Linked DNA regions of Homo sapiens: region 2 is linked to region 1. Evidence: read pairs that join two places in POLR2A ChIA-PET (ENCODE). Cell type or tissue: Panc1. All regions are shown on one strand. Each heading gives the region's core, and the rest is flanking DNA. Links, peaks and the distances in the headings are about the cores only.

What was found. ChIA-PET counts read pairs that join two places held together with the same protein. Peaks named below come from ENCODE experiments on the same cell type or tissue, not always from the same donor. Only the 100,000 strongest peaks of a DNase experiment are listed, where the experiment ranks them.
Region 2: POLR2A ChIA-PET joins it to region 1 with 5 read pairs; 4 of 35 experiments call an interaction of 5 or more read pairs at or near these places.

What each region holds. Positions count from the first base shown.
Region 1 is chr6:36,566,975-36,576,226 of GRCh38, reverse strand. No RefSeq gene overlaps it. Among named protein-coding and RNA genes, the nearest start is that of SRSF3, 23 kb to the left of the region's middle. RefSeq lists a silencer at 4,269-4,469. In Panc1, for the core only: no CTCF peak of the experiment used is centred there; a DNase peak (open chromatin) is centred at 3,367.
Region 2 is chr6:36,759,010-36,764,009 of GRCh38, reverse strand. CPNE5 (copine 5) reads left to right here. Exons shown (of 21, transcript NM_020939.2): 12 at 1,018-1,093. Among named protein-coding and RNA genes, the nearest start is that of RAB44, 64 kb to the right of the region's middle. RefSeq lists enhancers at 3,770-4,738, 4,574-4,763. In Panc1, for the core only: a CTCF peak has its summit at 4,664 (motif pointing right); no DNase peak of the experiment used is centred there.

The DNA of each region.
Region 1 (9,252 bases), core at 261-5,260:
TTGGCTGGGATTAAAACCTTGAGAAACTCCTTTTTTATTTTTATTTTTCGAGGAGTCTTGCTCTGTCACCCAGGCTGGAGTGTGGTGGTGCAATCTTGGCTCACTGCAACCTCCGCCTCACCGGTTCAAGCAATTCTCCTGCCTCAGTCTCCCTAGTAGCTGGGATTACAGGTGCGTGCCACTACTCCTGGCTAATTTTCGTATTTTTACTAGAGATGGGGTTTCACCATATTGGCCAGGCTGGTCTCAAACTCCTGACCTCGTGATCTGCCTGTCTTGGCCTCCCAAAGTGCTGGGATTACAGGCGTGAGCCACCATGCCTGGCCGAGCAACTTCTTTAAACTCTTTTGAGTCTCATTGTCATATATTTTGTATGCAAAAGGAGAAAACAAGAATGACCTAAAGCTGGGCTGATGCCTGTAATCTCAACACTTTGGGAGGCCAAGGCAGGTAAATTGCTTGAGCTCAGGAGTTAAGACCAACCTGGGCAATGTGGTGAAATCGCGTCTCTACAAATAAGACAAAAATTAGCTGGGTGTGCTGGTCTCAGTGAGAGGATTGTTTGAGCCCAGGAGGTCAAGGCTACAGTGAGCCAAGATTGTGCCATTGCACTGCAGCCTTTGTGACAGAGCGAGACTCTGTCTTAAAAAAGAATAAAAATAAAAAAATAAAAATTAAGGGCCACACACAGTGGCTCATGCCTGTAATCCCAGCACTTTGGGAGGCCGAGGCGGGTGAATCACTTGAGGCCGGGAGTTCGAGACCATCCTGGCCAACATGGCAAAACCCCATCTCTACTAAAAATACAAAAAATTAGCTGGACATGGTGGGGCACGCCTGTAATCCCAGCTACTTGGGTGGCTGAGGCATGAGAATTGCCTGAACCCAGGAGGTCGAGGTTACAGTGAACCAAGATCACACACCACTGTATTCCAGCCTGGGTAACAGAGCAAGATTGTCTCAAAAAAAAAAAAAAAAAAAGAGAGAGGGAGAAAAAGAATGACCCACCTGAATCAAAAAGGTGTGTGAAGATTAAAACAACTCTTTATTTTGAAAACTGGTAATTAGAAAAGAAAGAATTAGACATTTTACCTTCCTTTACAGTGGGAAATATATTTAGGGTAACTATATCATGTCAGTGGATAAGATAAGGCTCTATTTTATCAAAGAATGCCAGGTAATCAATATAGAAATAATGTTAGAAATATAATATCAGCATTTTGTAAGCTTTTTGCAAGCATTTTGCAAACCTTCAAGCAAGGATTGTCCATAGGTTTTTAAATCATGAGGTGACCTACCTATTAGGTCAAATTAAAATTTGAAAGCCTGACCATACTAAGTGTTGGTGAGGATATGGATGAAATGAAACCCTCAAGCATTGCTGGTATAAATGTAAAATGGTACAGCCACATTGGGAAACAGTTTGGCAATTTCTTAAAAAGTTAAACATACACTTACTTTGTGACCCAGGCATTCTACTTCTTGATATTTGCTCAAGAGAAATTAAAGCATATGTCCACACAAAGACTTGTACATGAATGTTCATAGCAGCTTTACTTGTAATAGCCAAAAAAAAAAAAAAAAAAAAAGGGAATCAACTCAAATATCTTTTAGTAGGTAAATGGATAATATGGCATATTTGGGATGCTACTTAGCAATAAAAGGAATGAACTACTATTATATGCAACAACATTGATTAATCTTAAAATATGCTGAGTGAAAGAAGTCAGACAAAAAAAGTGCATGATTCCATTTACATAAAACTCTAGAAATGCAAACTAATATATAGTGACAGGAAACAGATTAGTGGCTATTTGAGGATGTGGAGTGGGAGGAACAGAAGCAAGGAATTGTTATTATTATTTATTTATTTATTTATTTTTTGAGGTAGAGTTTCACTCTTGTTGCCCAGGCTGGAGTGCAATGGCACAATCTTGGCACACTGCAACCTCCGCCTCCTGGGTTCAAGTGATTCCCCTGCCTCAACCTCCCAAGTAGCTGGGATTACAGGCGCCTGCCACCACACCTGGCTACTTTTTGTATTTTTAGTAGAGACGGGGTTTCACCATCTTGGCCAGACTCAGCTGAAGCAAAGAATTATTAAGGGGCAAGAGAAAACTATTGGGGGAGATGGAATACACACACACACACACACACACACACACACACACAGAGTCATGCATTGCTTAAGGACGGAGGTACATTCTGAGAAATGCATTGTCAGATGATTTCCTCATTGTGGGAACATCATAGAATGCACTTACACAGGCCGGGCGTGGTGGCTTACACCTGTAATTCCACTACTTTGGGAGGCCAAGGCGGGCAGATTATCTGAGATCAGGAGTTTGAGACCAGCCTGGCCAATATGGCGAAACCCCGTCTCTACTAAAAATACAAAAATTAGCCAGGTATGGTGGCGAGTGCCTGTAATTCCAGCTACCCAGGAGGCTGAGGCAGGGGAATCGCTGGAACCTGGGGGACAGAGGCTGCAGTGAGCTGAGATTGTGCCACTGCACTCAGCCTGGGCGACAGAGCAAGACTCTGTCTCAAAAAAAAAAAAAAAAAAAAGAATGTACTTACACAAACCTAGATGGTATAGCCTATCACATACCTAGACTATATGGTATAGCCTATTCCTCCTAGGCTACAAACCTATGCAGCATGTTACTTACTGAATACTACAGGAAATTTTAACACAATGGTATTTGTGTATCTAGACATATTTTAACACAGGAGAGGTACACAAAAACACAGTAAAAAAGATTTTAAAATTGCACACTTCTGTAGGGCATGTGTCAGGAACGGGGCTTGCAGGACTGGAAGTTGCTCTGGGTGAGTCAATGAGTGAGTGTGAAGACCTAGGACACTACTGCAGACTTTATAAACACTGTACACTTAGGCTACACTAGATTTATTTATTTATTTTTCTTTCTTCAGTAATAAGTTAACCTTACCTTACTATAACTTTTTTTTTTTTTTTTTTTACTTTTTATACCTTTTTTTTTTCTTTTTTTAAGAGACAGGGTCTTACTCTGTTGCCCAGGCTGGAAAGCAGTGGCGCAATCATAGCTCACTGCAGCCTCGAACCCTTGGGGTCAAGGGATCCTCCCACCTCAGCTTCCTGAGTAGCTGGGACTACAGCATGTACCAACAGGCCAAGCTAATTTTTTTTTGTTTTGTTTTTGTAGAGATGGGGTCTCCCTGTGTTGCCCAGGCTGGTCTCAAACTCCTAGACTCAAGCCATTCTCCTGCCTCGGTCTCTCAAAGTGCTGGAATTACAGGAATGAGCCATAGCGCCAGGCATGCTACTTTTATAAGTAGGTTTGTTTACACCAGCATCACACAAACACATGAGTAAGGCATTGTGCTACAACATTGCAATGACCATGACATCACTAGGTGATAGGAATTTTTCAACTCCTTTATAACCTCATGGGAGAAACCACCATCTTTTTTTTTTTTTTTTGAGATGGACCTTTGCTCTTTTGCTCAGGCTTAAGTGAAGTGGCATGATCTCAGCTCACTGCAACCTCCCCCTCCCAGGTTCAAATGATTCTCCTGCCTCAGCCTCTGAAGTAGCTGGGATTATAGGTGCCTGCTATCATGCCCGGCTAATTTTTGCATTTTTAGTAGAGACGGGGTTTCGCCATATTGGCCAGGCTGGTCTTGAACTCCTGACCTCAGGTGACCCACCGGCCTCGGCCTCCCAAAGGGCTGGGATTACAGGCATGAGCCACCACGCCCAACCATCTTTTGTGTGTTTGTGTGTGTGTGTGGTTTTTTTTTTTTTTTTTGAGACAGAGTCTCACTGTGTCACCTAGGCTACAGTGCAGTGGTGCAATCTCGGCTCACTCCAACCTCCGCCTCCTGGATTCAAGTGATTCTCCTGCCTCAACCTCTGGAGTAGCTGGGATTACAGGTATGTGCCACCATGCCCGTCTAATTTTTTTGTATTTTTAGTGGAGATGGAGTTTCACCATGTTGGCCAGGCTGGTCTTGAATTCCTGACCTCAGGTAAATCATCCGCCTCGGCCTCCCAAAGTGCTGGGATCACAGGCGTGGGCCATCACACCCGTCCAGACCACCATCTTATATGTGGCCTGTCTTTGACTGAAATGTTGTCACGCAGTGCATGCCTGTATGTCAAAACTTATCAAATTGTACCTGTGATCGTCCTTTTGAAGTGTCAATTTAGCTAGGCTATAGTGCCAGTTATTCAGCCAAATTAATCTAGGTGTTGCTGTGACAGTCTTTTGTAGCTGTAAATTCCATAATCAGTCGACTTTCAGTAAGAAAGATTATCCAATTGTCTGAGTGGGTCTGATTCAATTAGTTGAAAGGCTTCAAAAACAGAGTTGAAAGCCATTTGTGGTGACTCATGCCTATAACCCCATCACTTTGGGAGGCTGAGGCTAGTGGATCACTTGAGCTCAGAAGTTTGAGACCAGTCTGGGCAACATGGTGAAGCCCCATTTCTACAAAAAATACAAAAATTAGCCAGGCATGATGGCACACACCTGTAGTCCCAGCTACTCAGGAAGTTGAGGTGGGAGGATTGCTTGAGCCCAGGAGGTCAAGGCTGCAGTGAGCTGTGATTGTGCTACTGCATTCCAGCCAGGGCAACAGTGAGACCCTGTCTCAAAAAAAAAAAAAAAGGAAGAGTCAGAGAGATGCAACATTGCTGACTTTTAAGATGGAGGAAGGGGCCATGAGCCAAGGAATGTGGGCAACCTCTAAGAGCAAGAAAAAGCAAGAAATACATTCTGCCTCAGAGCCTCAGCATAGAAATGCAGCCCTGCTGACACCTTGATTTGAACCCAATAAGATCCGTGTTGAACTTCTAATCCTATAGAACTGTAAGATAATAAATTTGTACTGTTTTAAACCACTGTTTGTGATAATTTGTTACATCAGCAATATAAAATTATGAATACAGTACCCTTTTAAAATGTGCCATTCTTTATATGTCAGTTATTATTATTATTATAGTATTATTTTTAAGACAGGGTCTTGCTGTCACCCAGGCTGGAGTGCAGTGGCACGATCACAGCTTATTGCAGCCTCAAACTCCTGGGCTCAGGCGATCCTCCCTCAGCCTCCTGAGTAGCTGGGACTACAGCCATGCACCATCACACCTGGCTAATTTAGAGATGGGGGTCTCGGCCGGGCGCAGTGGCTCACACCTGTAATCCCAGCACTTTGGGAGGCTGAGGCGGGTGGATCACCTGAGGTCGCGAGTTCGAGACTAGCCTGACCAACATGGAGAAACCCTGTCTGTACTTAAAATACAAAATTAGCCGGGCGTGGTGGCGGGTGCCTGTAATCCCAGCTACTCGGGAGGCTGAGGCAGGAGAATCACTTGAACCTGGGAGGCAGAGGTTGTGGTGAGCCGAGATTGCGCCATTGCACTCCAGCCTGGGCAACAAGAGCAAAACTCCATCTCAAAAAAAAAAAAAAGAGAGAGATGGGGGTCTCACTATGTTACCCAGGCTGGTGTGTGTCAATTATACTACAATAAAGCTGCTAAAAATTAAATGAAGCTGGGCAATGATACATGCCTGTGGTTCTAGTTACTCAGGAGGATCACTTGAGCCTGGGAGTTCAAGTCAAGCCTGGGCAATAAAGCGAGAACTGGTCTGTCAAAAAAAATAAAATAAAACAAAATAAAATAAATGAATGGTTAATAGAGAACTAGACATACAAACAGTGCCAGTTAATACCACATTGTTTCACTTCTACTTTCAAATTGAGGGTGAAGTGGATGCAACTGTATAGTGGGAAACACACTATTGTTCCCCTAAGTGCAGTTCAATTGTAGCATCAGTAATGGCTCTAGACCAAGTTTATGCAACCTGCCCAGAATGGCTTTGAATGCGACCCAAACTTGAAAACTTTCTTAAAACATTATGAGATATTTTTGTGTGTGATTTTTATTTTAGCTCATCAGCTATCATTAGGGTATTTTTTGTGTGGCCCAAGACAATTCTTCTAATTCCAGTGTGGCCCAGGGAAGCCAAAAGTTTGGACACCCCTGCGAGTCTAGACATTAGGTATCTTCTGATGATATATATGAATAGACAACACCACTGAGACTACAGTCTAGCCATAATGTTTAAATTGAATCTCTTTTACCTTTAGATATAACCTTTAATTTTCTTTTTTTTTTTTTTTTTGAGACGGAGTCTCGCTCTCTCGCCCAGGCTGGAGTGCAGTGGCACCATCTCGGCTCACTGCAACCTCCATCTCTCAGGTTCAAGAAATTCTCTGCCTTAGCCTCCTGAGTAGCTGGGATTACAGGCACCTGCCACCATGCCCGGCTAATTTTTTTTGTATTTTTAGTAGAGACGGGGTTTCACCATCTTGGCCAGGCTGGTCTTGAACTCCTGACCTTGTGATCTGCCCACCTCGGCCTCCCAAAGTGCTGGGATTACAGGCGTGAGCCATCACGCATGGCCCATAACGTTTAATTTTCAGTAAACATAGGGTATAAAATAAATATTTGTCACAAGTAAGCAGACAGACAAATCCAGAAGGTGAAACATTATTTTGCAGGGCAGCTGGCCTGGTCTTTTGGAAAGTCAATATCATGACAAAAGGATTGGAAGAGACTAAAGGCCATGACAATCAGATCAACGAGTAGTCCTGCATCAATACTGGTTTCAGGTCGGGCGCAGTAGCTCATGCCTGTAATTCTGGCACTTTAGGAGGCTGAGGTGAACGGATCACCTGAGGTCAGGAGTTCCAGACCAGCCTGGCCGACATGGTGAAACCTTGTCTCTACTAAAGATACCAAAATTAGCTGGGCATGGTGGCGCAAGCCTGTAGCCCCAGCTACTCGGGAGGCTGAGGCAGGAGACTTGCTTGAACCCGGGCGGCGATGGTTGCAGTGAGCCAAGATTGTGCCACTGCACTCCAGCCTGGGCAACAGAGAGACTCCGTCTCAACAACAACAACAAAAACTGATTTCAACAGATTTGATCTAAAGGACATTTTGGGGCCGGGCACGGTGGCTCACGCCTGTAATCCCCCCAACTTTGGGAGGCCAAGGCGGGCTGATCACAAGATCAGGAGATCGAGATCATCCTGGCTAACGTGGTGAGATGCCGTCTCTACTAAAAAAGAAAAAAAAATAGCCTGGTGTGGTGGCGGGCGCCTGTAGTCCCAGCTACTCAGGAGGCTGAGGCAGGAGAATGGCGTGAACCTGGGAGGCAGAGCTTGCAGTGAGCCAACATTGCGCTACTGCACTCCAACCAGCCTGAGCGACAGAGCGAGACTCCGTCTCAAACAACAAAACAAAACAAAACAAAACAAAACAAAAAACAAACAAAATACTACTACTACTACTAATAAAGGACATTTTGGGGGAAATTTGAATATGGTATAGATATTACACAAAGTGAAAGTTTACAAGAGTGAAAAGAGAGAGTTTGTTGACCAAAAAAGAAAGGTTACAAAATAGTACAAAGCTTATGATTTTATTTGGGTTAAAAAAATGTGCACTGAAAAAGGTCCAGGCCAGGAGTGGTGGCTCATATCTGTAATCCCCACACTTTGGGAGGCTGAGGTAGGTGGATCACTTGAAGTTAGGAGTTCGAGACCAGCCTGGCCAATATTGGTGAAACCCCGTCTCTACCAAAAAATACAAAAATTAGCCGGGTGTGGTGGCAGGCACCTGTAATCCTAGAAACTCGGGAGGCTGAGGTAGGAGAATCACTTGAACCTCGGGAGGCAGAGGTTGCAATCAGCTGAGATCATGCCACTGCACTCCAGCCTGGTGACAGAGTGAGATTGCATCTCAAAAGAAAGAAAAGAGGTCCAGAGTGACATATGCTAAGCTGTTAGCAGTGGAATCTTTGGTAATGTGACAATGATATTTTCTTATTTTTGCCTGCTTGGTTTTTTCTAACTTTTTATCCTGAACATGCATGATTTTATAATAATAAAACATTATTTTGGCCAGGCACAGTGGCTCACGCCTGTAATCCCAGCACTTTGGGAGTCCGAGGTGGGGTGGATCACCTGAGCTGAGGAGTTTGAGACCAGCCTGACCAACATGGTGAAACCCCATCTCTACTAAAAACACAAAAATTAGCCACACGTGGTGGCGCATGCTTGTAATCGCAGCTACTCGGGAGGTTGAGGCAGGGCAATCACTTGAATCCAGGAGGCAGAGGTTGCAGTGAGCCGAGATTGCGCCACTGCACCCCAGCCTGGGTGACAGAGTGAGACTCTGTCTCAAAAAAACAAAATAAAACAAAACAAAAAAACTCCATTATTTTTAAAAGCATATTAGAATTACATGAGCTAACAGATAACACAAATACAGTATTTTGACTACATTAAGCATACCTATGGCTGCTCCCCCGTGTCTAGCAGGCTAGTAATAACTAACATTTAGTGAGTTCTTACAAGGTGTCCCGCACACTTCTAATTGCTTTAACTGTATTCATTCAGAGGTGTTCAAACTTTTTGATGGTGACTCACAATCAAAAATACAGTTTACAGGCCGGGTGCGGTGGCTCACGCCTGTAATCCCAGCACTTTCGGAGGCTGAGGCGGGTGGATCACGAGGTCAGGCTAACATGGTGAAACCCCATCTCTACTAAAAATACAAAAAATTAGCCGGGCAGGCGCTTGTAGTCCCAGCTACTCAGGAGTCTGAGGCAGGAGAATGGCATGAACCCGGGAGGCGGAGCTTGCAGTGAGCCGAGATGGCGCCACTGCGCTCCAGCCTGGGCGACAGAGCGAGGCTCCGTCTCAAAAAAAAAAAAAAAGAACAGTTTACAGAGCAATGCAGTACACTCATGCATACACACATACTCATATACTTTCTTTTCTTTTCTTTTTTTGAGATAGGGTCTGGCTCTGTCACCCAGGCCACGGTGCAGTGGTGCAATCTTGGCTCACTGCAGCCTCAACTTGCCAGGCTCAAGCCATCCTCCCACCTCACCCTCCTGAGTAGCCAGGACTACAGGTGCACACCACCACACCTGGCTGATTTTCATATTTTTTTGTAGAGATGGGGTTTTGCTGTGTTGCCCAGGAGGGTTTCGAACTCCTGGGATCAAGCGATCCGCCCACCTTGGCCTCCCAAGTGCTGAGATTACAGTTGTGGGCTACTGTGCCCAGCCTGCACATACTTTCATACCATACACAACAGAAATAAAAGCTTTCAGAAAATAATTACCTGCCCTGACTATGTAACACATTCTGAATTCTTGTATTTTATTATATTCCATCCAATTCTATTTT
Region 2 (5,000 bases), core at 1-5,000, 190 kb before region 1:
CCTCTGGCAGTGACTGGGGAAGTTAAAGGAGCCAACCCTGGGGTCAGTGGGAGTTCTGCCATGTACAAGTCTTGGCCGTGCTTGATGTAAGCACTCCAGAAGGTGTGGGCACTGCAGAAAACACTTGCAGCCACCCAGCTGGACATCGCTCTCATTGTGTTTTAAAAATAATCTCATTAGAGAAGGGTTTAATGAACACCTTTAATCCCATCACCTGAATTTAACATTTGTTATATTTGCTTCATCTATGTTTTGCTAATGTAGCTTAAATTATAGACTTCATGGCATTTTACCTCTAAATGCTTCATTGAAAATGTCTAAAAAATAAGGGCACTTTCCCACTTACCCACAAATGCCATTATCATACTTGACACATTGAACAATATTCTTTTTTTTTTTTTTTTTTTGAGATAGAGTCTCGCTCTGTTGCCCAGGCTGGAGTGCAGTGACACAATCTCAGCTCACAGCAACCTCCACCTCCTGGGTTCAAGCGATTCTCCTGCCTCAGCCTCTGGAGTAGCTAGGATTATAGGTGTCCACCACCACGCCTGGCTAATTTTTGTATTTTTAATAGAGACGGGGTTTCACCTTATTGGCCAGGCTGGTCTCGAACTCCTGACCTCAGGTGATCTGCCCGCCTTGGCCTCCCAAAGTGCTGGGATTATAGGCATGAGCCACCGCGCCCGGCCACAATATTTTTAAATACCATTCACTATTCATTTCATATTCAAATTTCCCCAGTTGTCCCCCAAATACCCTTGTTCAAACAAGGATCCAAGTAGAAGTGGGTGCTGTTCTTCCAGGGCCCTGCTCTTTACTGGGTGACAATTGGGTTTCTTCCTCTGTGGGCAACACTGGGCTCTCTTCCCACGGACCCAGCCTGTCTGCTGGCGTGTGCCCCTGGAGTGGAGTCCCAGGTAGAATTGGGAGCCAAAGAAACGGATGTGTGCAAGGCTGGGGCTGGGCAGAGGCAGGGCACAGCCTGGCCTTGGTCTCAGCAGCCGTCTTCCCTTGCAGCCATGACTTCATTGGGGAGTTCACCACCAGTTACCGGGAGCTGGCCCGTGGGCAGAGCCAATTCAACATCTATGAGGTGAGGTGGGCACCCGAAATCCAGGGTTTGCACTACTAAGTGGCCCAGTCACTGAGGACTGTAGTGAGCCATGCACTGGGCTGGGGGCTTGGTGTGTTTTCCTGTGAGAAAGGGGTTATTGTCCCATTCTACCGTTAAGGAGACCAAGTCTTGGAGAAGTGCGAGAACTTGCCCAAAGTTCCACCATTCAGTAAGTGGCAAAATCAAGACACAAACAACCCAGACTTGGCTGATTCCAAATCACCGAGTTATAGTGTCCCCATAAAGAGCAGTTCTCACAAGCAAGAGAGATAGGAGCACGATGGGAGCCAGTATACGAAGGTTCTGGGCTTGAGACCTGAGGTCCTGAGTTCGAGGTGGCCTTGTGCTTTCAATCAGAACAGTTTCAGGGCCTGCTGAGTATCTTACCTGTTTCAGAATGAAAACTTCAAGAGAATGAGGTCAGGATACCTTCCTTGTTCTAGCCCCAGAGCTGGAGAGCCTCGGACAAGGCACCTGGTCTCTCTGGAGGTGTAACAGTAGCATTTGCCCTCAAGGGACAATGTCTGCATGTGTGTGTGTGTGTGTGAGCATGTATTTGCGTGTGTGCGCATGCGTGTGTGTGTGTGTGTGCATGTATGTGTGTGTGCGCGTGCGTGTGTGTGTATGCGTGTGCATGTGTGTGTTCTCCCTCTTTTTTTTTTTTTTTTGAGACAGGGCCTCACTCTGTTGCCCTGGTTCACTGCAGCCCCAATCTCCCAGGCTCAAGCGATCCTCCCACCTCAGCCTCCCGAGTAGCTGGGACCACAAGCACGCACCACCATGCCCAACTAATTTTTTAAATTTCTTGTAGAGACAGGATCTCGCTATGTTTCCCAGGCTGGTCTTGAGCTCCTGGGCTCAAGCGATCCTCCTGCCTTGGCCTCCCAAAGTGCTGGGATTATAGGCCTGAGCCACCGCGTTCTACTGTGTGCTCTCCCTTTTGCAATTCCCTCCCCACCTTCCAAATCTAGCTCAGGTCCTGCTCCTCTGTGAGGTCTTCCCAGCCACTCTTGTCCCCGTGCTTTCTTGTCTGAACTTCCACAGACATCATGGTTCATGCCAAACCCACTTAATGGCAGATACTTATAACCCAAATAACTGCTTGTGTTCGTATCCTGACTCTACCACTTACTAGCTACGTGACCTTGGCTAAGTCTCTGAACTACTCTGTGCCATGCAAACTGAGAATTAAATAAGTTAATGGAACAATGCCTGACCCAGAGGTCAGCACTGTCTTCTGTCACCATCTGCTGAGCACTGTGTGCCCAGAGGTTCACATTTTACAACCATCCTACCATCCTGGCACTGTCCTCATGCTAGCAGCCACTCAGCCAGCAAAGTTGAAGAGCTGGCCTTGAGTTCCATCACTGAATCCAAATCCCATGCTACCCCCACTCCTTTGCCCTGCATGTCGGTTCTGAGTGGGCAGGTCTTGTGTTCCAACTAGACTTTCCAAGGGCTGGTGAGGTGACAGCCCTGTCTGTTGCCTCCCCTCACTGGCCAGGGCACTGCCGGGCACACAGTAGGTGTGTTATACATTCGCATGCTGAATGAGATTGAACATGGCTATTGTGAAGATGGAGTGTGGATGAATTTATTTGAAAGGGCTCTAATACAGTACATTGCTTTGTTTTCTGCATCTGCAAAGAGAGAAGCTGTCTTTGTCCCCGCTCCCCCGCCCCACCCCAGTCAGAGAGAAGCAGATGCCACCATTCTCTGGCCTCCTTTGAGGAGATTTAGGGAGGTGAAGGGAAGGGGTCAGATCTCTCCGAGCTTGGCTTCTAAAGGTGCTTGACAGGCCCAGAAGGAGCTGTTTCTCTCGGGCTAAGAGCAGAAAGCATTCAATTGACTTGTTTTCTCAGTTGTTGATCCCTGCTTCTTTGTAATCAACAAGAGAAAGTGCCACACTGGGAGGCAGAAGCACTGTCTGCACACATCGGAAGGCCATCAGCTGAAAAAGGAGCACAGCTCTGGCAGTCCCAGGGGGAGGCTGGTTTGGGGCAGGAAGGCCTTGCTAGAATCAGAACTGCCTGAAAAGGGAACAGGCTCCAGCCAGTAAAGACCTGTGCCTCGGGCCCTGGCATTGCCCTAGTGTCAGGCTCCTATGTCCAGCTGTCTGCTGGCCCTTCCTGTAGCTCAGCCTTCCAAAACTGAACACATTAGCTAAACCTCCCACAGCACTCCCGTCCTCCTGGCGAGCCGGCTTCATCTCAAATATTCCCATCATGGGGGCTCAGGGCACCTTAGGGGTCATACTTAACTTCCCCATCCCTCATTCCATATCCAGTCCACGAGCAAACACTGCTCGCCTACCACCCATGTTTTCTGACATCGTTCCCCTCATCTCAGGCCACCACCACCAACTTCATCATCTCCCCCCTTATGGGGCTTTGCCACAGCCTCCTTTCTTCCTTCTGTCCTCTACACAGTAACCAGCGTACTCCACCAAAATAGTGATCTGATCACATCGCTCCCCTGCTTAAAATCTGTGTAGGGCATTCCACCCACCTCCTTAGCCTGGTTCGCACATGGGAGGTGGGAAGAGATACTGAAAGATGCTCCCACCGCAGCTGAGATCCACTGACCTACAGGGTGAAGTTCCAAGCTCTTTCATTTGGGATGCTGTTTCCCCAGCCAGCCACCCGCAATCTGTGTATGCGTGCTTTTTTTTTTTTTTTAAGATGGAGTCTCATTCTCACCCAGGCTGGAGTGCAGTGGCACAATCTCGGCTTACTGCAACCTCCACCTCTACTTCCAGGCTCTAGCTATCCTCCCACCTCAGTCTCCCAAGTAGCTGGGACCACAGGCACACACCACCACCCTGGCGATTTTTTTTTTTTTTTGCATTTTTGGTAGAGATGGGTTTTTGCCATGTTGCCCAGTCTGGCCTCCAACTCCTGAGCTCAGGTGATGCACCCGCCTCGGCCTTGCAAAGTGCTGGGATTTCAGGTGTGAGCCACCACGCCTGGCTGTGCATGTAAATAAAAACACACATCACATGCCTTTGGAGGCCCCTAGGAGCTGGCCCCTGCCCCTTCCCTCTGCCCATTCCCACATTCATCCCCGTCCTGCCACCTGAGGCTCTCTGAACCTCCGTGCTGTCTCAGCCTCCAGGGCTCGATTCATATGGGTGCCTCCACCTGAGACTCCCTCTTGTCTTCTCCTGGGTAGGAGCTATTGGTCCACGGAGCCTCCCTGTGGGTGTTCCTCCTCCAGGAAGTTGTGTCCACCTGCACACCCGCCCCACCCCAGAGCCTGGAGTGGACACTTGTCAGTGCTCCTGGGGTTCCTTCTGGCTATTTTCTGTTTTGTGACACTATTCAACCCCTCAAAGACCTTGAAGTCCTCAGGGTGGGGGTTGTGTTGCACTTACTGCTGCATCCCCAGAGCCAGCACAGCTCCTGGCCCCTAGGAGCCCCTCAGTGCCCCCACCCACCCCACCTAATGTGCGCAGGAGGGCAGATTCCAGACCTGTCCTGTCCCCGCCTGACCACCAAGAAGAAGGGAGGTGACTTAGTGGAGGGGCAGCTCCTCGGCTGGCCCCTAGGTGGCGCTGGCCCCCTGCATGGGATTCACCGTGGCGGGGCTGGAGAGGCTGAGGCTGGGAGCATGAAACCTCAGGGTAAACAGGGATCTGAGAACAGAACATTGCTTTAACATTAAAGCAGTTATATCAGAGAGTGGAAATGTGGAATACAGGCTAATTTAAAGATAACATAGAAAGCTTAGAAGAAACATGCTTGTGGCCAAATCTTTGGTTACTCTCAGGACTCCGGGTTCATTCTCCCCAGCTGGGAGGGCTATGTTGGAGCAAAAGTTTGAGATGCTGTCCATTCCGATAGTTCAACACCCTCAAGGGAGAGATTGGGAAACTGAGGCACAGTGC